Linked DNA regions of Homo sapiens: region 2 is linked to region 1. A link is a loop called in an ENCODE intact Hi-C map of the cell type or tissue named here. Cell type or tissue: IMR-90. All regions are shown on one strand. Links, peaks and the distances in the headings refer to the core of each region. The heading gives the core; the rest is flanking DNA.

Region 1 (15,877 bases), core at 5,018-13,017:
CCGTCTCATTTAATCCTCATAAAAATCCTACAGGGAAGGTATTGTTTCTATGCCCATTTTACAGATGAAGAACTTCAGTTAAGAAAATAACTTGCTCGAGGCCACCCAATGAATGAGTGGCAGAGGAGGTCTCTTAATTACCGTGAATGTAACAATATAATAAATAGTAGCGATGACAGCAACAACAATTAGTGACTATCGTGCATTTACCTTGAGCCAGGCACTGATGTAGGATTATTTCATGTAACCCTATCATCAACTCCGTGAGGCAGACACCATTCTTAAACCCATTTTATGTCGGGCGCGGTGGCTCACACCTGTAATCCCAGGACTTTGGGAAGCCGAGGCAGACTGATCACCTGAGGCCAGGAGTTCAAGACCACCCCGGGCAACAAAGCAAGACTCTGTCTCTATAAAAAAAAAAAAATTAGCCGAGCATGATGGCATGTGGCTGTAGTCCCAGCTACCTAGGATGTTGAGGTGGGAGGATTGCTTGAGCCCAAGAGGTCGAGGCTGCAGTGTGCCATGATCTCACCACTGCACTCCAGCCTGAGTGACAGAGCGAGACCCTGTCTCAAAAAATAAACAACCAAAAAGGACAAATGTGAGGCTTGAAAGGAAATGGTGTTGAGTGACTTGCTGAAGGCCCTGTCATTGGCGAGTAGACAGGACTAGCGCGTGGAACCTGGTGGTCTGTGTTCAGAGCCAGAACCCATCCTATATTGTTTCTTCAAAATGAAATCATGAATTTCTGTGTATAAAGAGCTTAGCCCAGTGCCTGGCACATACTAATTTCCAATATGCTGTTATTATAACGGTTATTGTTACTATTACAATAATAGTATTAGTTTTCTATTGCTGTATAAAAAATTACCACAAATTTAGTGGCTTAAACAACATGCATTTTTCATCTCACAGTTTCTAGAGGCCGGGTGTCCCAGCACAGCTGAGCTGGGTGCTGGTAATTCAGTTCTGGCGTTATCTATCTTGATGGTAACATCAGACCTCACAAGGCTGCAATCAAGGTGTTGGCTGGCTTGCATTCCTTCTGGAGCTGAGCAGCCTTTTCCAGGCTTATGTGATCGTTAGCAGAATTCAGTTCCTTGTTGTTGTAGGACTGACTGAAGGCTCCTAGCTTCTAACTGGATGTTGGCTAGAGGCCACCTTCGGGTCCTAGAGGTCCCTGAGGGGGCCAGCCATGTGGCCTTCTCTGAAAGAAGCTCACGTCAGAGCAACTGGCTTCTTCAAGGCCAGCAGGAGAATTTCTCCCTCCAGTCTAAGACGGAGTCTGATAGTCATAATCACAGGAATGATGTCGCAGCGGCTTTGCCATAGTCTATTGTCAGATGCAAGTCATAGGTCTCACCAAGCTCGAGAGGAGGGAGTTACACAGGTTGGGCCACTGCGAGCCACCTTAGGATGTGACCAGCACACATTCCTTGGCTTCAATTTTTATTTTCTTTCCCACTTACCTTAATTTCCTTTTCATCTCCGAAGGGTACCCTCACCCATTTCATCCTCACCTTCATAGCCACAACAAAGCATTTTCTTACTATACCAGTAAAATGATCAGATTCATTCTATTTCCCAGATTTGTAGAAAGGTTGGGGGGTGGGGTAAGCACACTCGCTGTTGCTCTACCCTCTCTCGCAACACTTCTGATGCCAATTCTGAAGAAAGATACTCTGTTTCTCTCCTACTGTGCTTGCATCACAGCCCAGAACACTTCTGTGACCAGACACAGAGGGGATTTTCCCCACACACCATGCAGTTCTCCAGCAAACACCAACTGGGTATACTATACATCAATTCAATCCTGACATTATCTATCTGGAGTTAGCATTAGATCCCATAGGTTGGGTGTTAGGGAACTCTTTGCCAGGAACTGGGGACAAAGACCAAATGTCTTTCATATTACACCGCAGTAAGGATCCAAACCAAGTCCTCTCTTTTTCTTTCCATTTTATAAGACCATAGTTTATTCATTTTTCTTTCTTTTTTCTTTCTTTCTCTCTCTCTCTCTCTTTCTTTCTTTCTCTCTCTCTCTTTCTTTCTTTCTTTCTTTCTCTTTCTCTCTCTCTCTTTCTTTCTTTCTTTCTCCTTTTTATTTTCAGAGTCTCACTCACTCTGTCACCCAGGCTGGAGTGCAGTGGCATGATCTCCACTCACTGCAACCTCCATCTCCTGGGTTCAAGTGTTTCTCTTGCCTCAGCCTCCTGAGTAGCTGGGATTACAGGCGCCCACCACTACACCTGGCTAATTTTTGTATTTTAATAGAGTTGGGGTTTCACCATGTTGGTCAGGCTGGTCTCGAACTCCTGACCTCAAGTGATCTGCCCACCTCGGCCTCCCAAAGTGCTCGGATTACAAGCTTAAGCCACCATGCCAGGCCAGTTTATTCATTTTTAAACCACTGTATTGATATGTAATTTACATACCATAACATTCAAAGTGTATAAGTCAAAGCACATTTACAGAGTTATACAACCATCACCATAACATAATTTTAGAACATTTCATCACCCCAAAAAGAAACTTCATACTCTTTAGCAGTCACCCCCATTTCTCTTGTCTCCCTCAGCCCTAGGCAACAACTAACGTATTTTCTATCTCTATAGATTAGACTATTCTAGACATTTGACATGAGTGGAACCGTACAATATGGGATCCTTTGTGACTGGCTTCCTTCACTTAGCATAATGTTTCTGAGGTTTACCCACACTGCAGTATAAACAGTATTATTGTGCCCATGGAGGAAGTTTAGTATACTATAGACAAAACAGCTGGAAAATGAAAGATTTCAACTTATCAAAATAGGGTTAGAAATAAACATCTTTATTTGCTTTTTCACCTCACAATTTTTTATGAGAACGTACTATACCAAAGGCCCTGGAAAGATGATAAGACAGGTAAAATTGAGTTACTCTGATAAAGAAAACCGACAAATACACAACGCTTTACCCTATAGGTCTGACTTGTTCTTCAACACACATAAACATCATAGAATCATATAAGGTGAAATTCAGGGTAAATTTTCTGTTATTTTTCGTTTTCTTTTTTTTTTTTTTTGAGACAGAATCTCACTCTGCCACGGTGCTATCACAGCTCACCGCAGCCTCACCATTCTGGACTCAGGCAATCCTCCCACCTCTGCCTCCCAAGTAGCTGGGACTACAGGAACGTGCCACCTCACCCAGCTATTATTTAAATTTTTTGTAAAGACAAGGTTTCATCATGTCACCCAGGCTGGTCTCGAACTCCTGGACTCAAGCAATCAGCCCGCCTTGGCCTCCCAAAGTGCTGAGATTACAGGCCCCTGGCCACAGTAAATTTTCAACTCACTAGAATAAACAGAATCCAAAAGTAGTTTCTCTGAGAGGTGAATTGTATTTTAGGGGAAAAAAATAATGTTAACCAATACTTTCTGCTTTGAGTTACATTGAAGCTTGATGATTTTTATTTTTTTAATGGGGCAGGGGTTGTTTGGAAGATGTCACATCTTGGGAGTGTGCCTGAGAGGCCTGGCTTGCATGTTGTGTCAAAGAAATCGGGGCAGGGCCGGCATTTCTGTGGGGGCTGGTGCTGCCTGCCTTGACATCAGCCCTAGTCATCTCATTCTGCAGTGATGTGGTCATGGATGTATGTGCTCCAAGCCTGGAGGAATTTCACTGTGCTGTAACAGTTTTTCATTTACTGGAGGTCAGGGTTTGAATATCGAAAACACTTCTGATTTAGACAAGTTGAGGAATGATGAGACTAAAAGGTTTCTGTCAGCAAGAACTAACCTCTATGTGGGAACCCAGGATGTTGCACTGGAGTCGCTAAAGGGCAAGTTCAAGAATCCTTAAAACGATGAAGTATCTATCAGATCAGCTGAAGAAAACAGTAAAGTAATGAAACATATACCACAAATGTGATATTCGTAGTGTTTCCAAACATTCCTCTGGGAAAAGCAAGATGCTTGCTCAAGATTTTCAGACAGAGCCCCAGGACTTCAAGCTCTGGTCGTGGAGTGAGGCCAGAGTTTCACCATGGGACCAGCCCCTCCCACAGACAGCAGCCCGGGCCTCCTATGACCGGCTGCTACCTTGGAGGAGGATGTCCTTAGAAGCAGGCTGATGGGGGCCTCAAGAAGATATCTCACCCCCAACTCCTTCCCTTCCCTGGCTGCTGATCTGAAATTCCACCATTAGAAATTTATATCTTTGCACCAAAGCAAATGCTCCTAGTAAAAAAACAAACAAACAAACAAACAAAACACGCATCTTTTATCAGCCATTTACACCTCAGTGCAAATGTGTTTATCAGAGCCTTTGCCAAAGAGTCTTTTTTTTAGAAGGGAGGAGATGAAAAGAGCTAAGCACAAAAAAATGCCCAAGGATGAAGAAGTTACCAAAAGCCACAGAAGGGCAGAAAAGGAAGACAGGATGCACCAAAGATAAATAAACTTGGCCTCTTCCCATGGGTGCCAACTTGAGAGGATGAAGAGCTGACTCAAACTTATAGTAATCAAAAAGGGGAAAAAGGGATGCAAGGTAATTGCTGTGATATGGGGGAACTCAGAACTGTGCCTCCGACCATAAAGAGGAGGGAATAGGACCTGGACGATGGTTTATAAGCAGTGTCCATCCTCTCTCCAAGGGGCAATCCCATGAAGAACAACAGTAATGTGGGGGATTTGCCTGTGCTGCCCAAAACAAGGAAGAGGAAGCAAACACCTGTCTTACCAATCACTGGAATTCCTTTGTTTCACTTTAGCACACCACCAGGAGCCTAAATTCTACTTAATCGTGCACAGACTTTCTGCAGTTAAAGAAAGTAAGCAATGTTTGTCTAAAAAAATGTGATCTTGGGGGAAAAGAGGCCGTGACCCAGGACTCACACTGAGTTCCTGTTTCAGACCTATTAACAGGATGACCCCCAAACCTGGCAAGATGATGATTTGTTTATATAACGTGAAGATTTCAAAACACTACCAATGATTACAGCTCAGAGCTGTCTGATTCCATGGGAAATCAGGGAACCCCAAGAGAAGTCATCGAAGAATTAATCAGCTGCTTTCAGAAAATCCTCTTGGTTTCCTCTAGTTGACATGGTTCCTGAAAACCATCATGCCTGTTTGAGGAGCTGAAATTACCTACACTTAGTGTCAGTTTAGGTTACTGGTGACAAACCTACACATAGTTGGACGGCCTATGTACAGACCAACAGCACTTTGGGGGATCTATCTACCATTGACAAGGTACTGATCACTAATGAAGGGCAAGTTAAGGGATACTCTTTAACATTCTGTTTTTTTTTTTATTTCAATAGTTTTTGAGGTACAGGTGGTTTTTGGTTATATGGATAAGTTCTCTAGTGGTGATTTCTGAGATTTTAGAGCACCCATCACCTGAACAGTGTACACTGTACCCGATACATGGTCTTTTATCTCTCACCCCTACCAACTTTCCCTGGCCCCGTCCCCAAAGTCCATTACATCATTCTTAGGCCTTTGCATCTTCATAGCTTAGCTCCCACTTATAAGTGAGAACATAGGATATTTGGTTTCCCATTCCTGACTTACTTTACTCAAAATAATAGCCTCCAGCTCCATCCAAGTTGCTGCAAAAGACATTATTTCATTTCTTTTTATGGCTGAGTAGTATTCCATGGTGTATATATACCACATTTTCTTCATCCACTCATTGATCGATGGGCACTTAGGTTGGTTCCATATCTTTGCAATTGAGAGTTATGCTGCTGTAAACATGTAGGTACAAGTGTCTTTTTCATATAATGACTTATTTTCCTTTGGGTAGATACCCAGTAGTGGGATTGCTGGATTGAATGGTAGATCTACTTTTGGTTATTTAAGGAACCTCCATACTGTTTTCTATAGTGGTTGTACTATTTACATTCCCACCAGCTGTGTGAAACTGTTCTGTTTCACCTCATCCATGAAGGGAGACACTTAACATCAACGCTAGGTGTGTATAGATCTACATCTTCCTTGTAAGATGTAGGTGTTCATATGTTGTTTTTTTCCCAAAATATACGTGAATTGCTAAATTCAAAGAATGGGAGTGAAAGATTTAGATATGATGCTCCCCAAAATTATTTTGCCTGCTAAAAATACAGCTGAAATGCCTAGAAAAAGAAGTTCCAATTCTCTTTAACTTGTCTCACATCCGATTCTCATTCCAGATAATTTTATTCTTCTGGACTGGGAGGAAAAGGCCTACCTCACGAACTACAGTGTTAAAGATTCTCCCTGTAAGTGAATGTTTAATGAACTGCAAAACCCATCATAAAAAGCACTTCAGATGGCCTCAGTTACTCCACAAACCAACTATGCCTGAAACACACAAGCTTATGCCTTGGTTGTCTTTTCAGTTGCCACAAGGAGCCTATACATTGAGAGTATTCCTTTTCTCCTATCACAGTGCTTTAAAAAACAAAAATTAAAAAAAAAAACTTCCTTTTTACCATGGAGAATCTAACTGTATTTCTCCTCTTAGAGAGAACTGGTTCTGAGATGCTTTTTAAAACGTGTTTGTGGCATCTAAAAGTTCCCTACCTCCCACACTTTCTCAAGTTTGAAAGAATACATCATTCGTAGTTTGATGTATCTCCAAAACCAAGAACACAATGCAAGGGAGTGTACACCATATTTCACTCCACCGTGGAGTCACAGCTTTTTCTTAGACATGGTTTTAGCATAAAGTAAATTGTATTTCCAGGATTGCTGCCAAATCCAACAATACAAATAATGATGACCAAAAACAGCAGAATGCAAGTGAACCAGAAGTGATGATGTTTCATAACGAAATCCCATAAATACTGTAAATATGCTTTGGTTTTACTTGAAGATTAATTAATTAAACCAAATTGGCAAAACTCCAACGTATAGAACTGTACTAGAAAAGAATTCAATAGAAACCCAGTGGGGATACAAATAATTTCTTAATGCTTCTTAATGCAAATGAAGAGCTGTATATCAACAATCAATGATTCTGAAAAGAGTGCTCAGAAGAATCTATTTGTTCTTTTTCTTCTTCTTCTTCTTTTTTTGGTACTGGCTATATAGTGATGATTTCCCAGAATCTCTAAGTTACTCCATTTCTGGATTGTAGGGATTTCTAGCAAATCATCATCATATCAGCATCAAATCATTCATAAAGCATCAATATGAATTTGCTCCCTGAATATTCTTCAACTGAGTGAAAGGAGTTGAGGAGATAGAGGAAGAGAGCTAACTTGTATTTCATATAGGAACTGTGCTAGGCTGCTGCATGATTTTCTTATTTAATAATCATAAAACTGACATAGTTACTATTATCTCTATTTTACAAGTAAATAAACCTAAAGAGTGAAAAGTAAATTATTAAAGTTCAAACATATTGGAAGTGGGAAGAAGTAAACAGGGGCTTTTGGGGAACGTTGCTGTACTCTGTGTGTATTGCTATATTCGCCATCATTCAAGAAATTCAGGTGAAGGTATTGGCTCAGCTTAAAACAGCTTTAGCCCACGAGGCCATGTTCTTCTGACAGCAGTGCTACTCTAAGACAGAGCCGCATGGATCTCAGCCTCTTGAGCATTACATCTTTACTGGGGTAAGGTTTGCCAAAATGAGGGAGAAAAGATTTTAAGCAATACTATAACATGGTATTAAATAACACTGAATCAAAATTATTCTTTTGGGCTTTTTAAAAATTGAGATAAAATACACCATTTTAACCATGATGAATTTTAAAGTGTGTCATTCAGTGGCTTGTAGTACATTCACAATACTGAGCAAACAGCACTTCTCTTTGAATCCTTCAGAACGTGTCAAAGAAAAAGTCTCAGTTTGTTACTGGAATATCTTTAATAATGCTCTCATACTTGATTATTTATGTTTAAAAAATAAAAGCAAGCTTAGAGGCTTTGGTAAACAAGCATACAGCTAGAGTGTGATAATATAAACTTGATTTGGGGTGTTTTGTGAGGGGTGCATTTATTTTTTATTTGATGTGAATTTCTATGTATATAGCCACAGAATTTCCTTCTTAAGTACATATTTAAGTGAAATGGTCAGTTGATTTAATAGTAGCATTAGTGGTAGGATGAGTAGTATTAATGGTAGGATTAGTAGTATTCATGGTAGTATAGTGGTAGATATGGCCAGGAGTCAGAAAGGAGGAACATGAATGACAGAGTACTGGGACCACCATTCTGGTGGTGGGACAGACAGCAATGGGAGGGTCGTGTGATGAGCATTTAGGAGGAGGAGCATAAGAAGAATGAAAAACCAGTTAAAACATCATGGGAATGATGGGCTAGGACTTGTGAAGCTAGAGTCTAATCATAAATCCCAGAACGCAGGCTGGTCCTGACTCTGCTTTCCTGTTGAAAGCTCACTGGCCCATCCTGCCTTCCACAGTGGTTTAGAAAGGATTCGAGGCAGCAAAACACCCTGCCTCAGAGCAGTAGGAGATCCATTTGCAGACTGGTCATGAGAACCAGGGACAGAAAACCATGATGGCTCCAGGAAGGACCGACTGAAAGGAAGCTTAGAGAAGGCGGGGAGAGCTGAGGGCACAGCTAACAACTATGGGCTGTAATAGAAGGAAATGTTTCTGTCTCCCAATAACTGGTAAGAAAGGAGGTAGAGAAGAGAGGAAAAGCCAGGGGCTGGAGAGGTGATTAATAAACAAAGAGCGTGTCCTTTTGCCCTCAGGCTCTCAGATGAAGGCTTGTAGTTGGAGCCGCGGTGTGGGAGTGGGTGTGTGGAACGAGTTGTCTTCCCTCTGGTGGAGCTGCTCACAGGCCCATTTGTGCAGGAAACTGACTGCATGCCTCAGAAGTGAGGCTCTGCTGCTGGAAGATCCTTCCCTGCCTACAAATCTGTTTCTAATGATTCACCATTTGTAAATGGAACTCCCATCCAAGGCTCTTCATTAGCAAGAGGTTATCGAGAAGAAAAATGGGGCACCCATCTGGAGATAAAAATTCCTGATGCCTAACAGATTGTCAGGAAGATTTCCAACCCACCTGACTTGAAAACAATGCACGTGTACACACACACACACACACACACACACACACACACTCACTCCAGAGCTAGTCTTAGCCAGAATATTTATTCATTCTAGGTATCCAATGTATATTAGACTATTTACTACATGCAAGACAGAGGTTTGCATTTTAAAATGCAACTATACATGAAAGAAAACATTAAGCCTTCATTCCTGTAGAAATTGGTATAACACAGTACAATGAGAATTTTTCCCCTAATGTCTTGGAATATGAGGCTTTGATCCACGGAAATCGCATTTCCCCATGGTTACTGCCGCATTTCTTTGTTTTTCTGCCTGCAAAACTTGTCCCATGAGCTGTTCACTGTCCCCTTGTCCACTTCTTCCCCTCCTGTACTCACTCCTCCCTTGCTTCTGCCCTTATCATGCCTCTGAAACCTGTCTTGTCAAAGTCATCGGTGACTTTGTGTTGTCAAACCTAATGGTCACATCTTGGTCCTCATCTTTTTTGACTGCTAACAGAATTGGATAGAGATGAACCTGCTAACTTGAGACTCTTGTCTTGGATTCTGTAACACTAAACACTTCTGATTTTTATCCTCCTCACTGGCCACTCCTCCTCAACCTTCCTCCCCTCATGCTACTTCTACAAGTAGGAGAACTCTAGGGCTACACTTCAGCTCTTTTCATTTCTCTGTCTACAGGCTTTTCCTGGGTGAAAAAATCCCATCTAGTCCTGAGGGATTCAATACCATCTCTCAGCTGGCAACTCCAAATTTCTCTTTCTAGTCCTGACTCTCCCTGGAATTCTGGGCTCAGTCATCAGCTATCTACCTGATATCTCTCATTGTAGGTCCAATAAGCATTTCAGACTTAACCTATCCTAAACAGAACTTTGATTTCTCCTCCCATATTTCTTCCTCTGTCTGTCCCTTCTCAATCAGTGCATCAACGTCTAAGCATTGATGAAAACAACCCATCGTGGTGAAAATTCTGGTGAAAATCATGGAAAAAAGTGGTGAAAACAAAACCATCATGTCTTGACAAGATGATTGCCTTCTACCTAGCCTTCCTGCATCCACTCCTCTACTCAAAACTCTGCAATGACTAGCCAGGTGTGGTGGTGTGCACCTGTAGTCCCAGCTACTCGGGAGGTGGAGGTGACAGGATGGTTTGAGCCTGGGAGGCAGAGGTTGCAGTGAGCTGAGATCATGCCACTGCACTCCAGCCTGGCTGACAGAGCCAGACCCTGTCTAAACAAACAAACAAAAAACTCTCCAAGGGCCAGGGACACCAGCTCTATGATTTGCCCACCTGCCCACCTCCCCGTGGCCTTGTCTCCCCAGCAACCTCTCTCCTTCACTCCCCTCCCTCCTTGGTACCTGTGTACCACTCTGCCTACATGCCACTCAGGCTTCAACCTCCAGGGCTCCACACTTGCCATTTCCTCTTCCAGGACACCCTTGCCCCAGAGAGCAATGTGGCTCACTTCCTCATTTCTTTGCTTAAATATCACTCCATCAAAGAAGACTCCCGATTATCTTATCTAACTCTAGCCATCCCTTCACAATGCTTTGCTTAACTTCAAAGCCCTGTCACTACCTGACATAAGATGTTTATTTATTATCTGTCCCTCTCTATGAGAGAATAAGGTCTCAAGAGCAGGGACTTGACCCGTTCTGTTCACTGCTCTATTCCCAGAGCCTAGAAGAGTGCCTGGCCCATAGTAGATGTTAAATCAATATTTGCTGAATGAATTAATAAATCTTCTTCTTTTCCCCTACTCCTCATGTTCAAGCCATCTGAAAAATCATTCTTTCATCTCAATCCCAAATCCATCCAACTTTATCCTAGGTGAAGCCACCATACTCTCTCTCCAGGACCACTGTCTAGTGTCCTAACTGGCCTCCATGTTTTCTCTCTAAAATCCATTATCCAAACAGCATCCAGTTATTCAAAACACAAATCAGGCTCCTCGCTGAATACTCACAAAGAGTTCCCAATGCTCTTTGAATAAAGTGCAAACTTTGAATCCTGGTCTAAAAGCTATAAGAGGTCTGGGCCTCACGACCGCTCCCCGCTCACTGTGGTACTTGCCCCTGAGGCTTCTGCCACCCTTCTTCTCCCTGTGCCTTGAGCACATCAGGTTTGTTCCTGCCTCAGTGATTTGCAAATGCTGTACCGTCTCTCCAGACAGCTCTTCCCCCAGACAACCACATAACTGGGGCCTATCCAAGTTTGAGTGAAATATCACCTTCTCAAAGAGAGATCTTCCCTGGTCCTCCATCTAAGTTAGGCCCCAGCCCATCACTCTGTTTCAGGTTAGTGTGTCCTATTCTCTTCATAGCACATGTAAGCATACTGTTTATTCACTTGTATATGTTTTTTAACTTGCTATTCTTAGTAAAATATTCTCTCTTGTTCCCCATATATATTCTCAGTACACTATATAAATATGATGTTATTGTTGTTATTAGTAGTAGTAGTAGTAATAGTATTTGGAAATGGGGTCTCCCTCTGTTGCCCAGGCTGGAGTGAGCACAATGGCATGATCCTGGCTCACTGCAGCTGACATGGTTTGGCAGTATCCCCACCCAAATCTCATCTCGAATTGTAACTCCCACAATTCCCACATGTCATAGGAGGATCCTGGTGGGAGGTAATTGAATCATGGGGGCAGGTCTTCCCCATGTTGTTCTTGTGATAGTGAATAAGTCTCACGCGATCTGAAGGTTTTAAAAACAGGAGTTTCCCTGCACAAGCTCTCTCTTTGCCTGCTGCCATTCATGTAAGACATGACTTGCTCTTCCTTGCCTCTTGCCATGATTGTGAGGCCTCCACAGCCACGTGGAACTGTAAGACCATTAAACCTCTTTCTTTTGTAAATTGCCCAGTCTTGGGTATATCTTTATCAGCAGTGTGAAAACAGACTTGTTTTCCTGGGCTCCAGCCCAGCAGCCTTGAATTCCTGGGCTCAAACCTTGAATTACAGCAGCCTTGAATTCCAGGGGTTCAATATTATTACTACTATTATTATTAATTTATTTTATTATTAATATTCATCAACTATTAAATTGAGTTAAATTTGGTAGCTTTTAAAATTTTTTCTTGGACAAGTAATTTTTCTTAATAAAACTATTTCAAATCTTAGGATGAATTAAAGATATTATTTGTATTAGTGAGGCTAATTAACTGCAGCAAGCAACACCAGAAACTGCAGCAAGCAACACCAGAAGCAATGCCAGAGGCATAAATCAATGAAAGTATATTTTACATATATTTCGATGTTCAATGAAGGAGTTCTGTGAGCAGCATTCCATACAAAGGTCCCAGGACCCAGGTTCCTTCCATCTGTGGCTCTTCCATACCCTCCCTTCAAACCTTCCACTGTCATTTCCTCATCTGTCCCGTCAGCATGCAAAGAGAAAGAGCAAGGTAAGAACCTCCACGGAGATTTGGGCAGCCAGGCCCAGAAGTGGAAGACAACACAACACCTTTATTCACATTCCGTTGATGAGAGCTTGTCATATGGCTCCAACTTAACTACCAGGGAGGCCAGAAATGCCCAGGAGGAGGGGTCAGGACTGGCAAGCATCTCCTCAGTCTCTGCCACACCATTCTTGTTCTCCATGGAGCATGGTGACTTCCAGGTGTCTGCCTCATAAGCAAGTTTGATTATGGCCTTTTAGGTACTTGGGGTTTACAGAAAGTGATGAATAAACCTCAACAGATAGGGAAGACCAAAATGTTCCTGGCTCTGTCAGAGCAAATGAACATGAAACTCTGCCAGAACAATTCTAACCCCCTCTCCCCCAAGCATGTGCCTTCATGTTTTTCTGCATTCCTACGAGCACAATATTTGGGCCCAATTCTAGCCATAACACCAACCCAAACTTTGCAATGTTCAACAGCAACTTGAGACTCTGAATTTCAAGGCCTATTTTCTTGCTAAGACAAATGGATTTTGAGAGCCACGGGTTTTAGTTTTGACTGGTGGTTTCTCCCTTTTAACTCTTCTTAGACTTCACTTATTTTTGTTTGGCTGTACATGATCTTGTCCAATATCATGGGAAACAGCCCACATAAATCAATTATCAATAGTTCAGCCAGGGTGGAAACAAATTCAAACAGACAGTTCTAAAGCAATATATTTAAATCTTTTCTAATTCATTATAAATTAAATCCAATGAGGATAGCCCGCATATCCCAGTGAGGAAATTTTTATTTTCTCGTCTTCTTTCTTGGTTTAATCTCATTCACCTTGGGCTTATTCTGTGATCTGCGTCTCTTAATTGCTTCCCTCAAGTAATCAATGGAAATAACAAGGCCATAAAGACAAGAAACAAAGATATATATCAGAACAGTGTGGAATTTCATGTATAAAATAATAAGATCCAAACCCCAGTTCCACACCATGAACAAGTATGGGACATTAGAGCAAAATACATGAAATGAATGTGTTGACTCCTACATGGTTCTCATTTGTTGATTTGTTCAATAACAATTAAATACCAAATTATAGCCAGCTAGACAAAACAAAGAACAGAAAGCAGTTGAAAAGAGAAGATGTACAATCATGTAGCAACCTTAATAGAACAACTATGTAGCGACCTTCACATAATCTTCAATTCGAAGTAATTTGACAAATACAGACCACAGTTCGAAATAGCGCCTCAGAAAGATGGATTGCTGTGGAATGGGTTGAGAGCAGGAAGTCTTCAGGAAATTAAAGGAAAGGCATCATGTGGATTAGGGGAGAGGAGGTTATACAGGGAGGGCAGAGGATAAGCAGACAAGAATATGGGAATATACAGAAAAAGAAGAGAGCATGCTGAAAACCATGTGACTGAAGTCGGGCATGCATAGTGGGATGCTCTGTGAAAGAAAGTTGAAAAATACAGTCCATGGAGCAAGGCTCATTGTTACTAGGCTGAGCCCAGACTTGAAGTAATCAGAAATAAGGAAATAGTGGAGGGTCTTAATCGGGGGACAGAGATGATGAAAGCAGTGATGAATCTGGCCGCAGGCAGGAGGATAGATTGAAAGTGAGGAGACCAGTAAAGAGGCTGTTGCAAAAATTTATATGGGACTTGATAGGGACTTGGCTCTGAGAGGTGACAGCTGACACGAAGACCCGGGGACAAATCCAAGAGTCTCTGTGGAGAAAGGAAAGATGCTTGTCAATAAAGGAGTAAAGGAGAGGAAAGAGGAAATGAAAACCCTGGGGATGAGAATACGGGTGGTGGCACTGAAGACAAGGGGAATTTATCAAGTAGAGGATGCATTTTTTTCAGATTAAAATTCGTAACATATATTTATGAGTTAGTCATCCATGGAATATTTCTTTTTAACTTCTGATTCTAAGACGCATGGTTAAAATTAAGGTTAATATTCTTGTTGGCTTTAGTTTTATATAACTTTGAAATTTACAAGGTTGGGGGGATTGAGAATACGCACCGAGATATTATATGTTGCCAGGTCATGTTTTAATCTTTAGCAAAATAGCAGAACAGTGCTACATGTAATCAAAACATATTTTACTAGGAGAAGCAATCAGAGCTCAAGACAAAAATGGTTCTTGGATAAGGATAGCTGGTATCAGACAGCTAATTGATCTTTTAAGGATCATGTGAATTTTTTACCTGACATTTTCTCTTCTTTTTTATAGTTACTTCGGTAACAAACAGAAAGAGGCCCAACCGATGCCGAAATCCAAAGAAAAATAGACACTCGACACAGAATAAGGTAGATACCAGGAAAGATGTTTTTAAAAACCTGGTGAAAAGCAAAGCATGAGAATTTCAGGAAAAGAGAAATGTCTGTATGTGAAATGAATGTAAACATGAAGATCTTCCAGGAGCAAATGGGAAAGGCAAAAGAATCAGCAAAACACCCCACCCAGAACAGAGGCTTTGGAAGAAAGCTGTGGTAAATAAAAGTAAACTGGAAATCTGGAGCTCCTCAGATTAGAAATGTGCAAATCACCACAAAATAAAATCAAATGCAATATTTAGCAGGAGACTTTAGCCTTTGGCATTGTCAAAAGTACAATCTTTTCTCAGATTCTGGAGTTTCCAGTTTACTAGAAAAGTGTAACCTTCAGTGCCAGAATAAAGGTGGCCTGCCTCTTGTAATGCTATGGAGGGTAGAAGACAGCCATTGGGAACATGGATAAGTTCTGCATTAGAATTTTAGCTGGGTGCAGTGGCTCACGTCTGTACTCCCAGCACTTTGACAGGCCAAGGTGGGCAGATCACTTGAGGTCAGGAGTTCAAGACCAGCCTGACCAACATAGTGAAATCCTGTCTCTACTAAAAATGCAAAAATTAGCCCAGTGTGTTGGCACACCCCTGTAGCCCTAGCTACTTGGAGGCTGAGGCAGGAGAATCGCTTGTACCCAGAAGGCAGAGCTGTTTGTTTGGGACCTCTGCCATGGAGTTCCCACAGACAAGACTGTAGAATTAAATAGCTCCCAAAATGTAGATACATAGATGTGATTATAGAAGAAGCAAGTTGGGGATTTATTTGAAATTAAGGTATGTATAAATATTTCTAATTGACCTCCAATGTCATTATTCCCTTCTCGCTCAGTAACAGAATTCCCAAAGGTTAGCAGGGCACTTGGCTGCCTAAAATAAAGACTAGCTTTTTTTTCGCAGCTGAGATGTTGCCCTACAACAAAGTTTTGGTCAATGGATTATAAGAGGAAGTCGTGTGTGCAATTTCAGGGAGTATGCCCCTTTGCTGTTCCTTTCTCCTTTCTTGCTCACTGAAATCTAAGCGTGATGGCACAGGCTACAGAAGCCATCTCAGACCACAAAGTGAAAGCCACATGTTGAGGACGGTGAGGCAAGAAGAGAAGAGCCTGGATCCCTGA
Region 2 (15,877 bases), core at 4,055-12,054, 78 kb after region 1:
GCTTCCAGCTCACGTTCTCTGATGTGAGGTGGGGGGATAAGTAAAATGAGGGCAAACAAGGTGTTGACTTTGCTCAAGAACAAGAGAAATCAGTCTGTTAAGGTAGTCCAAGAAAGAATGCTAACTATGGAAAACTCTCTCACTTCCTTGCCCCGAAAGACATTCCTGCATATTTCTTTTGGTAAAATAAGCTACTCAGGATGAATTGAGGGGTTTTGTCTGCCTTGGGCACGTCTGTGGTCTCAGCACCTAGAACAGTGCACGGCACGACGGTGTGCAGATGTTCATTGATGTTGACAGTGGACTTAAAGCACAAAAATGGCTCTTTAATAAGTAAAATTTCACCTTGGTGTTGGAACTTGATTTATTAACACAAGGCCCCAAGCTCACCCCTATTATTAATTCATCACATATTTCAGCTGCCAGGAAACCTCTCTAGAAATACAACACGTGATGTGGTGCCTGGTTAAGACCATGGGCTCAGAGTGAATTTGGGATTCACCCAACTAGTTATGTGGCCTGAATTTCTCCCAGCCTCAGTTTCTCACTGTAAAATGGAAGTAATCCTAGTACCCACCACACAGAACTGTTGTAAGGAGGAAATGAGGGAAGGCGTGTAATCCCACTGTCCCTGTGAAGCCAAGATGAGAACAGTGATTTTTGCATACGGATATGTTGTGTACGCACAGCCCTGGCCAGACCAGGAAACTCTGTCACCCCTGATACACTGTGATGAAACCACAACCCTCATCGAAAACCATCAGCGTGTCTGAGAGGCATCAGAGCCAAGCTCTACTGATGGAAGATGCCCCTCTGCTGGTCATTCCCCCTGGGCCACTGTCTGTCCCTCTGGAGGAGAGAGACCAAGAGGTTTTAGGTTTAGGTCTGGGGAGGATCGACAATATCTCTGTCTCTTAAGGCCTCCCTGGAAAAAGAGCTTATTTGGAAGGGAAAATAATAGCAACAAAAAAGGCAAACTACAGAGGAAGAGCATAACTGCAGAATATTCCTAAACTCCACCACTTGGGTGTGTGCAGAGATGAGACTGTTTAAATTTTTTTGTTTTACCTGCCCCATTTCCAAAACGGGGTATTGTCCTCTCTGATGTGTGTTGACCCACATGTAACACTAAAGAGCTGTTCAGATTTCCCAAGAACCCACTCTCACAAAAGGAATATTGAACAATGTAGACTTTGCATAGCATTTCAAGAGGTCCCACAGGGTTCCACAGGAGGATGAGTTTCCATGGCACTTGCCCACAGCAACTTTCTTTTATTTATTTATTTGAGATGGAGTTTCGCTCTTGTCACCCAGGCTGGAGTGTAATGGTGCGATCTCGGCTCACCGCAACCTCCACCTCCCAGGTTCAAGTGATTCTTCTGCCTCAGCCTCCTGAATAGCTGGGATTACAGGCATGTGCCACCACGCCCAGCTAAGTTTGTATTTTTAGTAGAGACGGGGTTTCTCCATGTTGGTCAGCTGGTCTCAAACTCCCAACCTCAAATGATCCATCTGCCTCAGCCTCCCAAAGTGTTGGGATTGCAGGCATGAGCCACTGCGCCCAGCCCTAGCAACTTTCAAACTCTTTATTAGACATTTCTCTGAAACCTTCTCATCAACCACACCACCTCCACTTCACCAGGCATTTCTGTCTCAGCTCCTGCCCCATGAAATTCCCAGCTCTGCTGGCTCCTCTCTTTCTCATTGGGTTTTTCCTCTTCCAACCCCCACTCTTCAAATTCTTCTGTAGGGCTGTTCAGCTCCTATTACCTCATATTCCAAAACTGGCATGTTTCCCAAGATGGCACCAGCAAGATGTTGTCCATATAACCATGCCCACCATTGTTAGAAGGCAGTTGTGGTTACAGATGGCAAAATTTCCCCAATGACATCTTAATATTTTGCTTGGATCCCATAGTGAGCATAGTTGTTTGTCAATCAGCATCCATTCACCCCTTTTCAATTGTACCCATGTTCCCCTTCTAGTATCTACCCTCCTCCCTTATCCTACCCTTATCCCAGCTCCAGTGGTGAGACCCGATCAATCCGAACCAATCAGAGTACTCCTATTTCCTTTGCCAAAATGCTTCGGTCAGGGATGGATAGGTAACTAATTAGGGCCAATGGAAGGTAACAGATAGTTTGAGAATTTCTGGAAAAGGGATTTCCTTGCTTTTCTGTATGCACTATAGAATGCCCACTCTCGGCCGGGCAGGGTGGCTGATGCCTGTAATCCCAGCACTTTGGGAGGCTGAGATGGGCGGATCTCTTGAGGCCAGGAGTTCAAGACCAGCCTGGCCAACATGGTGAAACCCTGTCTCTACAAAAAATATAAAAATTAGCTAGGCATGGTGGCAGACACCTGTGATCCCAGCTACTCAGGAGGCTGAGGCATGAGAATTGCTTGAACCCAGGAGGCGGAGGTTGCAGTGAGCCGAGATCACGCCACTGCATTCCAGCCCGGGTAACAGAGCAAAACTCCATCTCAAAAAAAAAAAAAAAAAAATACATGCCCACTCTCTCCCGCTGGACCTGAAGAAGGAGTCTTAGTCCTGATGTCTATAGCTGCTGTCTTACGATCTAAGATGAAGCAGCCTTGGGATTGACAGAAGGAAATGAATAAAGGAACCTGGGTCTTCAATAATGTTTTTGAACTTCTGGACCCACTAGATTAAAATCAGTTCTACCTCTGATGTTTAATTACAATATTTGACCAGCTACTTGTTTAAGTGAGTTTCAGTTGAGATTTTTGTTTCTTGCATTCAAAGGCATTCCAACTGATATTGGCCCCATTGTTTCCTGTGTACTGATCTTAATATCCAACTAGACCACAAATTCTTGGAAAACAAAGACTTAGATTTCTTTTGTATTTCCCACAGCAACACTGCAAATATGGCAGACGTTCAATGAGTATTCAACATTGGGCTGGTTTGTTATTATAAGATCCTTGAAGTAAGGAGCTAGGTCTTCCTTGGTTTTTGTGCATTCACTCTGAAGTATTGGCTTGAACCCAGGCATCTATCAATAAATAATTATAAGTTAATGAAAATAATAGCTTTGGATATTCTGAAATTTTAACCACTTGGGAATCATGATTATAAATTACAGCTCTGAGCCTCAGAATTTAAACATACTTTTCCATCTCCATCCTCCAAAATCCTAAGAATCAACTTCCTAGACCAAGCGCGGTGGCTTATGCCTGTAATCCCAGCACTTTGGGAGACTGAGGCAGGTGGATCGCTTGAGCTCATGAATTCAAGACCAGCCTGGGCAACATGGCAAAATCCCATCTCTACAAAACATACAAAACTAGCCAGGCATGGTGGTGCATGCCTGTAGTCCCAGCTACTCAGAAGGCTGAGATAGGAGGATCACTGGAGCCCAGGAGATGGAGGATGCAGTCAGCCAAGATGGCACCACTGCACTTCAGCCCGGGTGATAGAGCCAGAACTTGTCTCAAAATAAGTAAACAAATAAATAAACAAACAAACTTCCTCAAAGGCAGAATCTGGTCAAACCCCCAAATCTGTAGAATCTTGATGGTTTTTAATGTCTTATTGAATTTGGAAATTGTTTTTAATGAACATATTCATGAATTTTAAAGAAATGACCCCCTCAAGGTTAATTCAGCTAAAAATTATTCAAAGTTCAAGAGAAATAAAAACTATCTTACTCAAGCAACCAGCCGGTGAGTGGCAGCTCCTCTCCCACGGGGTGTAAACTGCATGGGTTCAGGAACTATCCTGCAAACAAGATATTCAGAAGGATCCAGAGCCTTTGCCAAAATCACAGCACACAGCAGCACTGTGTCAACTCATACCAGACTTGATGGCTCAGATCTTTAGCAACTACACTTTCACTTGCATGGAAAGCCTGCTCAGAAGGCACATGCTTCCTCCTGAGGCCTTCAGTGAGATTCCAAGTGCACTAAAGGACCTGTCATTTGTGCTGATTTTAGGGAAAGTAGAATATATTTGCTAGGCTTTCTTACAACACATTACTATCCTCCCGTGTTAACACAGAACAGCGTCTTGGTGATGTATGCAAGATTTCCCTATAGATCAGTGATCAACCTACAGATTTCTCTTCCACCCTCCAAGCCCTCTCTTTAGCCTCCCCCTATGCCTGGAATCCCCTGCCCCTCATCTAGACACTTTTGACTGCAAAAGAGTCTTCTGTGCTGTCATTCTGAGGGCTCCTGGAGTCTACTGCGTCCAGGTAACAATTCCTGATTTCCCAGGAAATAGGAAAGTTTTCAGGAACCCTATCCAAATATGAACTTCACAGAGTTCCCCATCACTCAGCACCCCACAGACTGCATTTACCAATATGGAAATACTTAAACATAGGTATTTGTTAATGTCTTCAATATGTTTACCGATACCTTTATTGTATCATTGGTCATATGCTTCTAAAAGGCAATGATCTGGTCAGATTCACTCAAACTGAACAACAGAGAAAATTCATAGAGCAAGTGAGGGCTTCATTCTTCCTTCTCCTTTATTTTGTGTGCTGCGTTTCTGGCATCCAGTGTTGTGGAATACCACTGGCCTGTGTCATCTGCTTCTCTTCCCCACTCCCCTATTTCAAAACACACCTGTCCTGTGCCCCAGTGCCTCAAAGCTCTGCTCTCTGCTAAATTTTCAAATAAGAGACATGATGATTAACATCTTAATAGTTATCCCATCCCAGTTGACATTAAAGTAGGACAGATGATGGGAATTTAGGTAACATGACAGAGAGATTTTGGCTTTGAGGGCCTGCAGAGTTCCATCATCTGGGCATCTATTTACATTTAATTGTGAAAGCCAGCCTTAGAAAGGAATCTGCCACGATGCCTCACAAAAAGCAGAGCTTTAAGAGATGTTTTTAGTAACAGGGCAAAAACAACAATAATCTCATATACCTACTTCTTCTGCTGTTTACAAAGCACTTTCACATATATTATCTAATTTTGATAATGATGATGATACACACACACATACATGAAAATAAAATGGTGGAATCCAAGTGGCTCTTTAAGCGTGCCACTCAGCAAGTTACTAAACAGGACCGCTAAGCCATTTGTATTTTTTAAGGCAATTTTTACAAGTATAGGGAAGGTTGGTAGGTTCACACTTCTACTTCCTCTAAATAGAAAGGGGCTGGAAGCCATTCTCTTCTTATTTTTTGTTGCATAGCTGTATGCTAAGAGCATCTCCACACCTTGGAATGTTTGTGGGAGGGCAGGAGAAGCTATTTCTTCCTGCTATGAAACCTGATAGCAAAGCCAGCAAGGTGTCAGGAAGCAGTGCCCCCTCAGCAGAGGAGACCTTTAAGACTTGTGACCCTCCAGGAACACACAAAGGGACATATCCTTCCTCCTCCCCTCCCCTACCACCCCATCACTCCATTTAGGATGCGATAAGAAAAGTGACTTCATGGAGAGGATGAAAGCTGGGGACCCAGAAAAAAGGAGCTTGATTTCGCCAGGCATTGCCAGCACGCTAAACCTAACCCAGGAGAGGCGCTTCCGGCCAGGACCTTGACACAGGCACACGAACACAAACACCACAGGGGTGTGCCTGCCCAGCCTCCAGGTGGTAGTGCAACTCCTGCCTTCTCCCCAAACATGTGTGTTCACAAATCCCCGGATCCCAGTTGGGAGTAGGAGGCAGAGAGTGGAAAGGCAGGTCAATCAGATACTCAGACATTGCCTGAGATGAAACAGCCCAGGTGTGAGGCCAGAGGCTAGGTGGCTCCGCATGAAAGAAAGGTAGCAGCTTTTGTTTGTCTAGAAAACGCAGAAGGGGAGGGCTGACATACTCAGGATACCTGTTTCTCTAGTCTTTTCATCGAAACTAAAAGTTCAACTCCTCAAATCATTGGAGAAATGTGAGCTTTCAGACATCTCATGGCTATAACAAATTCTAGCCATGGTTTACCAAAATCTCACTCTTTCCAGAATACCCTAGGAGATATAAAGCCTAGTGAGGTGAGGTTTTATGAGAGGGGTCCTAAAAAGAAGGTAAGAGTATTGCACCCCCACATTTTAGTGTTTCTCAAACTTTGTTCCATGGAATACGTGGGGTTCCATAGTTAGACTAGACTGGGAAATGTTACATATGAGTCTCCCCTCATAAACATTCCCAGTGCCTGCAAACGTAGTCAATGCCTGTTGGATGGATGGATGGATAGATGTATGTATGTAGGTATGTATGGATAGATGTATGTATGGATGTATGTATGTATGGATGGATGGATGGATGAGTGGATGGATGGATGGATGGATGGATGGATAGATGTATGTATGTAGGTATGTATGGATAGATGTATGTATGGATGGATGGATGGATGGATGAGTGGATGGATGGATGGATGGATGGATAGATGTATGTATGTAGGTATGTATGGATAGATGTATGTATGTATGGATGGATGGATGAGTGGATGGATGGATAGATGTATGTATGTAGGTATGTATGGATAGATGTATGTATGGATGTATGTATGGATGGATGGATGGATGAGTGGATGGATGGATGGATGGATGGATAGATGTATGTATGTAGGTATGTATGGATAGATGTATGTATGTATGGATGGATGGATGAGTGGATGGATGGATGGATGGATGGATAGATGTATGTATGTAGGTATGTATGGATAGATGTATGTATGGATGTATGTATGGATGGATGGATGGATGAGTGGATGGATGGATGGATGGATAGATGTATGTATGTAGGTATGTATGGATAGATGTATGTATGTATGGATGGATGGATGAGTGGATGGATGGATGGATGGATGCATAGATGTATGTATGTAGGTATGTATGGATAGATGTATGTATGTATGGATGGATGGATGGATGGATGAGTGGATGGATGGATGGATGGATGGATGGATGGATGGATAGATGTATGTATGTAGGTATGTATGGATAGATGTATGTATGGATGTATGTATGGATGGATGGATGAGTGGATGGATGGATGGATGGATGGATAGATGTATGTATGTAGGTATGTATGGATAGATGTATGTATGGATGTATGGATGGATGGATGGATGGATGGATGGATGGATGGATGGATGGACAGATGGCTAAATTAAATCTCTGGCCCCTAAGTGGTTGCATCTAGTTGTGCCCACCAGAAAACCTCCAGGTTGCCAATAGTTTACTTTATGAGCTATAACTTAGAGGTCAGCCAGCCTAGGATCTTTCAGATTTTTATTTATTATTATTATTATTATTATTATTATTATTTTGAGACAGAGTCTCCCTCTGTCGCCCAGGCTGGAGTGCGGTGACATGATCTTAGCTCACTGCAACCTACACCTCCCAGCTTCAAGTGATTCTCGTGCCTCAGCCTCCTAAATAGCTAAGATTACAGGTGCCTCCCAAGAAGCTAGGATTATAGGCATGCACCACCATGCCTGGCTAATGTTTGTATTTTTAGTAGTGACGAAGTTTCACCATGTTGGCCAGGCTAGTCTGAAACTCCTGACCTCAAGCGATCCATTTGCCTCGGCCTTCCAAAGTGTTGGGGTTATAGGTGTGAGCCACTGTGCCTGGCCAGAGCTTTCAGATATTTTAAAAACTTGTGCCTGTTTGATGCCTGCAAGCTGAATAGGTTCAGAGGAATTAAATAATAAAATTCAGAATTAGGGATAAGAGTCATTTGCCTGAGAAGTTGTATATTAGAAACCTCTTATAATAAACCTTCTCTGGGAGAAGATGACATCCTCCAGGGACCACTACAACTCCAGTGACCACCACAATTTCTGGCACACACTCAGTGCATGTTTGTTGAAGGAACAAATGAATGAATACATGAATTTCAAACCATCTCTCTGCAACTGAATTTGCCAACACAGGCACCAGGCTTCAGGCCGGTCACTTTTCCAGCAATTCTCCTGCTTACCAGCTTCATGGTGATGGCACCATAAATGACAAGAGCCACCAGCAGTTTGAAGAAGCAATCTCAGAGAGCTGGGGATACAGACCTCCCATTTCTATTAAAGTCTGTTTGTCCTCCCTACTTACGACTTTCAGAGGCTAACCTTCGAAACTTCTGACCTTACTCATTTGAAGGAATGCATTAAAATCACTGACTTCAGGTTTACACTTAATCCACACGTGCCAGAAGACCTGAGTCATGAACCTCCGATCATGGTACGAAGGACGTCTGAATGGTTCTCTCGGCCACTGATGCGCTCACAGCTCAAAAGAATGACATCAACAAAATGAATAAGAACCCCAGCCTTTGCTTCCCAGGGAAAATGAACTGATGGGGCTAAGAGCCAGTGAAATAAAAACAGAGGAGAGAGATGACACAAATAAATGTCTGAGTCAGTTGCTCACAGAACAGCCAGGCAACAATTGTGTGACTGCGCTCTCACCCCTCCTCACTCATTCCTTGCTCCCTGCACTGTGCAGAGTGCAGGGGGCATCCAGACCTGGAGCCGACCCAAGCCTTGGGGAGACTCACACAGCCCCACACCAGCCCTGCCGCCCTGCCCGGGTCCACTCCCTGCCTAAACACGCATTCAGCGAGACTGTCTGAATGTAATGCCACTAAATTGTACACCTAAAAATGGTTAAAATGGTAAATTTTATATAGGTATATATTACCACAATTTAAAAAGTAGAAAAAAAGTTTTATTACCAATTAAAGAGTAAACCCAGCATCTGTAATACATTAGAGGACAAGTTAGTCTTTACAATAATAATAATAGTTAATATTTATTGAGCTATCACTAGGGCTCCTTTAAATACATTCAGTTCGTGCAATATTGTGTCATTTAATAGAATGACATTAATACATAATATTAATTATATATTAATATGTCATTAATATATTAATATCCATGACATTAATATTAAATGTCATTTAAATATTTCAGTTTGTGCCATAACACTGAGGAAACTGAGGCACAGAGAGAGGATACCACTTTCCCAAAGACACACCGTGGTAATAGGGTAATAGTTAGAGACATTTATGTAGAGTTTTTAGTTTGTTTTATTGTTGTTGTTGTTTTGGGTTTCTTTTTAAAGACAGGGTCCCACTCTGTCACGCAGGTGGAATGCAGTGGTGCAATCACATTTCACTGCAGCCTTGAACTCCTGGGCTCAAGCGATCCTCCTACCTCAGCCTCCACAGTAGCTGGGATTACAGGCACTCACCACCACGCCTGGCTAATTTTTTTACTTTTTATTGTTGTAGAGACAGGGTCTTGCTTTGTTGCCCAAGCTGGTCTCAAATTATCCTCAAGTGATCCTCCTGCCTAGCCCTTGATACATAGTTTAATAAAACACTTGTGTTTACCTACTGGCAATCTACAAAAATGATGAGTGTCTGTCTGTCGCTCTCTCTCTCTCTCTCTCTTTCTCTCTCTCTGCCTCTCTCTCCTGCTAGGGCACCAAAATGTACCAAGAAGAGCCTAAATCTACTGGAGACTCAAATCGGCATTACCACTGCAGTTTTTGAGCATTTCTGGAGCAGATACAGCATTCCAAAACAATCCAGAAGTGTCACCTCTCCTCAGCCCACACGCCAGAACTTCCATGTAAATGCCTCATGTGGGCTTCCCATGGTGTCTAACGGATACTTTCAACTAACTGGGTCTTTCTTCCCTACCCTCTTCCAGATCTATGAAAATACCTGAGGTTTCCATTTCTGTGCCTCATTTATTGACTATTTCAAAGTCCAGTTGTTTCTCTGGAATTTTAACAACACAAGAACGATATCCACAAGACAGAAAGACAATAAGGGACCAACAGGAGACAATTACAGAATACTCATGAAGACTAAAAAAGGCTGAAATCATCATCATTTCCCATATCAGGGAGATAGTTACGACACTGGACAAATATCTAATGCTGCCTTTCAATCCTGACTCAACAACTTACTGAATCACTTAAACTCTTTGGCCTCAGTGTCTTCCTGTGTGAAACAGAAGCAGATCTTTGTCTGCTTCACAAGTTGTGAGAATAAAGAGAAAATGTTTGTTTATTTGCTTGCTTGCTTTTTGAGACAGGATCTAGCTCTGTTGCCCAGACTGAAGTATAGTGGCTTGATGTTGGCTCATTGCAGCCTCCACCTCCTGGGCTCAAGTCAACCTCCCACCTCAGCCTCCTGAGTAGCTGGGACTACAGGTATGTGCCACCATGCCTGGCTAACTTTTGCATTTTTTGTAGAGATAGGGTTTCACCATATTGTCCAGGCTGGTCTTGAACTCCTGGAGCTCAAGTGATCCACCCACCCCTGCCTCCCAAAGTGCTAAGATTACAGGCATAAGCCTCCATGCCCAGTGAGAAAATGTATGTTAAAGCACTTGTCAGCTCATGATTATAGGCTCATGCCTGTAATTCCAGCACTTTGGGAGGCCAAGGCAAGAGGATCACATGAGCCCAGGAGTTTGAGACCAGCCTGGACAACATAGCGAGACCTCGTCTCTTAAAAAATTTAAAAATTAGCTGGACATGATGGTGCATATGCCTATAGTCCCAGCTACTTGGGAGGCTTAGGTAAGGTAGGAGAATCACTTGAGCCTGGGAAGTCCAGGCTACAGTGAGCTGTGATTGCACCACTGCACTCCAGCCTGGGCAAGAGAGTGAGACCCTGCCTCAAAAAAAAAAAAAAAAAACCCACTTGTTAAACTGTAGAACAATATGTAAATAGTTACAGGTATACCTCATAAGCAAATCTGTATAAAAATAGTAGTAAATTAATAAGCATCACCACATTTCAAATGTAAAAACAGATTCTGCATTAGAAATAACCCATTTATAGAAACATCCTACTCACCTAAATTGTTTTAACATTTGATGTGAAAGGCCCTTACCAGACAGGATTTTGGTTTCTAATCTACTTAATGTGATTTCTATTTACTAATGAAGACCTTAGCTAAAGTTATTAAGGGAGGTTATCACTAATATCTTATGATAAAGTCAAAAAGGACAAAATATTTACCCTTTGTTGAAGCCATGGAGAATGAATGGATGGTCCAGCCCACTGGCTTGACCCAATGTTATGTTTTATACTTGAAAAACCGGCTGGGCGCGGTGGCTCACGCCTGTAATCCCAGCACTTTGGAGGCCGAGGCTAGTGGATCACCTGAGGTCCGGAATTCAAGACCAGCCTGACCAACATTGTGAAACCCCATCTCTACTAAATACAAAAAATTAGCCGGGCATGGTGGTGCATGCCTGTAATCCCAGCTACTTGGGAGGCGGAGGCAGGAGAATCACTTGAACCCAGGCGGCGGAGGTTGTAGTGAGCTGAGATCGTGCCATTGTACTCCAGCCTGGGCAACAAGAGCGAAACTCTGTCTCAAAAAAAAAAAAAAGAAAAGAAAGAAAGAAAGAAAAGAAAAATCCTGGACCAGGTGCAGTGGCTCATGCCTGTAATCTCAGCACTTTGGGAGATCAAGGTAGAGGACTGCTTGAGCCCAGGGATTTAAGACCAGCCTGGGCAACAGAGTGAGACCCTGTCTCTAAGAAAATATAAAAATTAAAAATTAAAAAAGAAAAATCCTCTCTAACATTTAACCTCAATTCCCAAACTACAAATTATAAAACGTAGGAATTGATGAGAGTTCCAGTTCCATTACCCAAAGTCACTAAAGGCTTATCCCAGAGGTATTTGCCTGTCACTGTCTTTTCTATGGCCCTGAACTTAACTTGGCAGGGTTCAAAATGCCCCACGAAGTTTTGTTCAAGTGGACAGCCCTCCGTTCAAGCACCCATCCAAATGCCAATATCTCCCAGGAGCAAAAGCCCTGGGCACTTTTCCAAAAACATGGGTGAAAGTTCAGAATCACCCCCTTTTTGTGAAGACTTTCCGTAATGATCTTCCCAGAAAGTCCCCCCTTGTTTCTAGCTCTGATTTTACCTCCCCAGAACATCTACTCACATCTTACAATTATTAACAACTTACAACAACAACACACGTTTGCCAAGAGTCAACTGCATTCTCTGTTCTCTATGACACATGTAAAGGCATGGCCTATGCCTTATGGGCTTGTGATGTAAGTAGGACAAGAAATAATATTTAGATAAGACACCAGATCAAGAGGCTGATAGGATTCAAATATGTGTTGTTCCCCTCCCCGCTTCCTGCATTTCAGGACAGATCTTCAGAAAGGAGCCAGGAGTGAAAAGCTGGATCATTCAGACGAGAGCCTTTGGGGGAGACAGATGTTCAGGAGGAGTCCAAGGGACAGCTTTGGGCTGAGGAAAGGCACTGAGAAGGAGAGTGGGAGGAAATGAAGGCAGAAGCAGAAGGAGCAGAGGAGAGGTATTTAAAGGGCCTGAGAAATCACAACCAGTCGCCCTCTGTGAGATGGCTTGAAAGTGCTGTGTGTCTCCCTCCAGAGAGGACAGAGGTAGAAGAGTGGCCCCTCTTCCTGAAGTCCTGTCTTCATTTGCTACTGCTGAGATTTTCCTAAGAAAACAATTTCAAAGTATCTACATGCAAAAATGTTCCTGGTCCCATCAATAACAGAAAATCCAGAAACAATCAAAATGTCCACCAAAGGGATTGGTTAGACTTAAGTATTCCCATTTCCTGCCTCCTCCTTCCCATATTTAATTTCTTTTCAGACTCCACACATAAGTGGCAGCATGCAGTATTCTTCCTTCTGTGCCTGCCTTATGTTACTTAACATATTGTCCTGTAAGTTCATCCATTTCGTCTCAAATGACAGAATTTCCATCTTCTTTGTAAAGGCTGAATAATATTCCATTATATGTGTATAGAGACAGATAGCTATACTGCAATTTCTTTATCCACTCATCTGTCTATGTACACTTTGGTTGGTTCCCGATCTTGGCTATTGTGAATAATGCTGCAATGAATGAGGGAATGCAGATACCTTTATAAGGTGGTGATTTCATTTCCTTTGGTCAAAAGGTACAAAGTTGCAATTATGTAGGATAAATAAGTTAAAGAGATCTGATGTACAACATGAGGATTATAATTAATAATATTGTATTATATACTGGTAATTTGCCAAGAGAGCAGATTTTAGCTGGGCATGAGGGCACATGCTTGTAGTGATGGCTACTCAGGAGGCTGAAGAGGGATCCTCGAGCCCAGGAGTTCAAGGTTACAGTGAGCTATGATTGTGCCACTGCACTCCAGCCTGGGTGACAGAGGGAGACCCTATCTCAAAAAAAAAAAAAAATTAAATCAAGAGTTTGCTTAGTACATTCAGGGTGTCCACATGATCAATATTATGCAGACATCAAAAATGATCATTATGAAGGCAATGTATAAACATAGGATATAGGTGGGAGGAATGGATAATATTCAGTGAGTATGTTACAATGAGCTTGCCACAATGCCAAATAAATGTGTCTTTATTTGTGGACCAAAACTAGAAAATATGAAAATATATAAATGCTTCTATCATATGAAGATGGTAGTATTATGGGTTTTATGGGTTTTTTACATTTTCTTCAGACCTTTTTTTTCACCTCATTGCTGCCAGTGTGCCTTTTCAAACTTTTTTAGCATTATTTTTATATCCACTTTTTCCATTTAAAATGTCTCTAAGGCTGTGGTAGTTTCATTAGTGGAGACATCCTTCCTGTGTAAATCCAAGTATCTCAGAAGGCAAGAGGATGGGAGAAGTTGTCTTCCTTTTTGAACACCCACCAATAGTCTAGACTGCTTTCACATGGAAGGGGTGCTAATTAGTAATTTTTCACATTTGCTAATGAATAAGTCACCTCGGGGAAAATTGATAGAGGTGTAGAACACAGGTCACTTGTGGGGCCCAGAAGTGAGTTATTGGCTTGGAATGGAAGCTGTGAAAGTTGAAGACGATAAACAGCTACTTGGACCATTTGCCTCAAATTCTGATCACCCATCTCGTCAGCAAAGGCCACAGCTCACTGAGGTTACTGTGGTTTCACCAGGTTTCCTCATTATTTGGAAAAGACCTGAGCTTGCCATTGCTAAGCTAAGTTGAACTATTTCACTTGGCCTAATTTTTCTGGTTATTTTATTTCTTAAAACTTAGCACCAGCTGAGCTTGGTTGCTCACGCCTATAATCCTAGCAACTTGAGAGACTAAGGCTGGCGGATAACTTGAGGCCAGGAGTTCAAGATCAGCCTGGGTGACACAGCAAGACCTCATCTCTAAAAAAAAAAAAAAACAATTAGCCGGCTGTGGTGGTGTGCACCTGTAATCCCAGCTGCTCTGGAGGCTGTAGCGAGCCTGGAAAGTCAAGACTGCAGACGGCAGTGAGTAATGATCACACCACTGCACTCCAGCCTAGGCAACACACCCAAAATCTAAAAAATAAGTAAAATGAAAAACTTAGCACTTATTTTTATTATGGATAAAAACAAGAAGGTGCTTGGCAGAAACAGCACAGCCCAGAGGAAAAAATGGCCCTATTGGTTTCTACCACCCTGATCCTGAATCCCCTGTGACACACAGGGTTAGTGTTCTCTCTTTATGGCTAACAAGTTTTGCTGACCTAGTAGTATTTAGGCAGGACAAGTAAGGCCTCAGGCTTAGGAAGCCAGATGCCTGGGGATTTGTAAGGGAGAGCCCTGGGAGCCTTCCCACGTTGCCCACCTGCACAGAGCTGTGTGCCCTTAAGCAAGTCACTTCACTCACTGAATCCTTCTTTCTGCATTAACTGGAGGATGATTGACACCCAGCCTGTGTTCCTAATACCATCACCCATCCATTGACCAGACACTGTCTTTAGAATCAAATGAGATAGCAGAAAAGGTTTTTTTAAAGCCTTTTACCTATGCTACAGAATAGTATTAAATAAACCAAACACACACACACACACACACACACACACATTTAAGAGGGAGTGGAGGGCGTTTCAGGCATATTAACTGCCCCAGGGACTGACAATGAGGATATAAAGTCCCTATAAGCCAAGGTCCAGGGCTGTCCTGTGTTAGCAGAGCCCTTGAAAGAGCTACCACAGGTCCCAACTAACTATTTAAGAACAAAGGGGAAAACACAACCCAGAAAACCAGAGAGAAGAGAAAAAATAAATAAATAAGAAACCAGGAGTACTGGTGCTTCTGAGGGCAGGTGGAAAGCACAGCCTTAGCCCTGGGGCTTTGATGACATCAGCACTGGCCAGAAAGGAGCTCAGCACATCTCCCTGCCCCTCCCACGGGTTCCAACCCCGCAGTTGCTCACCGCCAGCAGGGCCGGCACCTGAGTCACCCACTTGTCAACGCCCTGGGTTTCCCTTGGACTCCTTGCCCGCCGGGGCTGCCAGATGATGAGATCATAGCACTTGACAAAACCCTGTCTTTCAAAAGCACTTTTATCCAAATGATTTTTTTAAAAAAGAATTTAACAGGCATTATCTTACTAGCTGTCCCATCTTCGGCAAGGCCCACAGCCTGAATACATTAAGGTGTGTTCAGGTTTGAATACACCTTATTTTTTAGGGCAGTCTTAGGTTCATAGCAAAATTGGGCAGAAAGTACGGAGCTCTCACAGACCCCTTGTTCCCCCAGCACGCACAGCCCCACCCACTATCCGCATCCCCACATCCTGCACCAGAGTGCTACGTTGGTTACAATCCAAAGTCCATAGTCCGTGTTAGGGCTCACCCTTGGTGTTGTACATCCTATGACATATTCAGTTTTCAAGGAGAGAAACAGGCAACAAGGGTTCAGAAATGCACACCCTCTCAGTAGAGCAAGGACTCCACCCTCCCCAACCAGGACAGCCTTCTCTCCATCCTTAGTGTGATGCTTTCCTTCTTCAGCCATAAAGCAAGGGAACACTTGATAAGTATTAACGCGTAGGGAAAGTTTTTTCTAAAGCAGAATCATCTAAACTAGTGCTCCTCAAACTTTTACTTGAATACAAATCCCTCGAGAGTCTTGCTAAA

The links. Hi-C counts contacts between places; a loop is a spot of excess contacts. Peaks named below come from ENCODE experiments on the same cell type or tissue, not always from the same donor. Only the 100,000 strongest peaks of a DNase experiment are listed, where the experiment ranks them.
Region 2: a loop joins it to region 1, with 2.7 times the contacts of the local background. A loop is called at or near these places in 2 of 110 quality-filtered maps.

The regions. Positions count from the first base shown.
Region 1 is chr18:22,302,315-22,318,191 of GRCh38, reverse strand. LOC101927548 (a long non-coding RNA gene) reads left to right here. Exons shown (of 3, transcript XR_001753531.2): 2 at 14,669-14,745. Among named protein-coding and RNA genes, the nearest start is that of CTAGE1, 110 kb to the left of the region's middle. In IMR-90, for the core only: no CTCF peak of the experiment used is centred there; DNase peaks (open chromatin) are centred at 6,711 and 8,831; H3K27ac peaks cover 359 bases.
Region 2 is chr18:22,223,140-22,239,016 of GRCh38, reverse strand. LOC105372017 (a long non-coding RNA gene) reads right to left here. Exons shown (of 3, transcript XR_935279.3): 3 at 2,663-3,018. Among named protein-coding and RNA genes, the nearest start is that of GATA6, 61 kb to the right of the region's middle. In IMR-90, for the core only: no CTCF peak of the experiment used is centred there; DNase peaks (open chromatin) are centred at 8,186 and 9,876; H3K27me3 peaks cover 1,250 bases.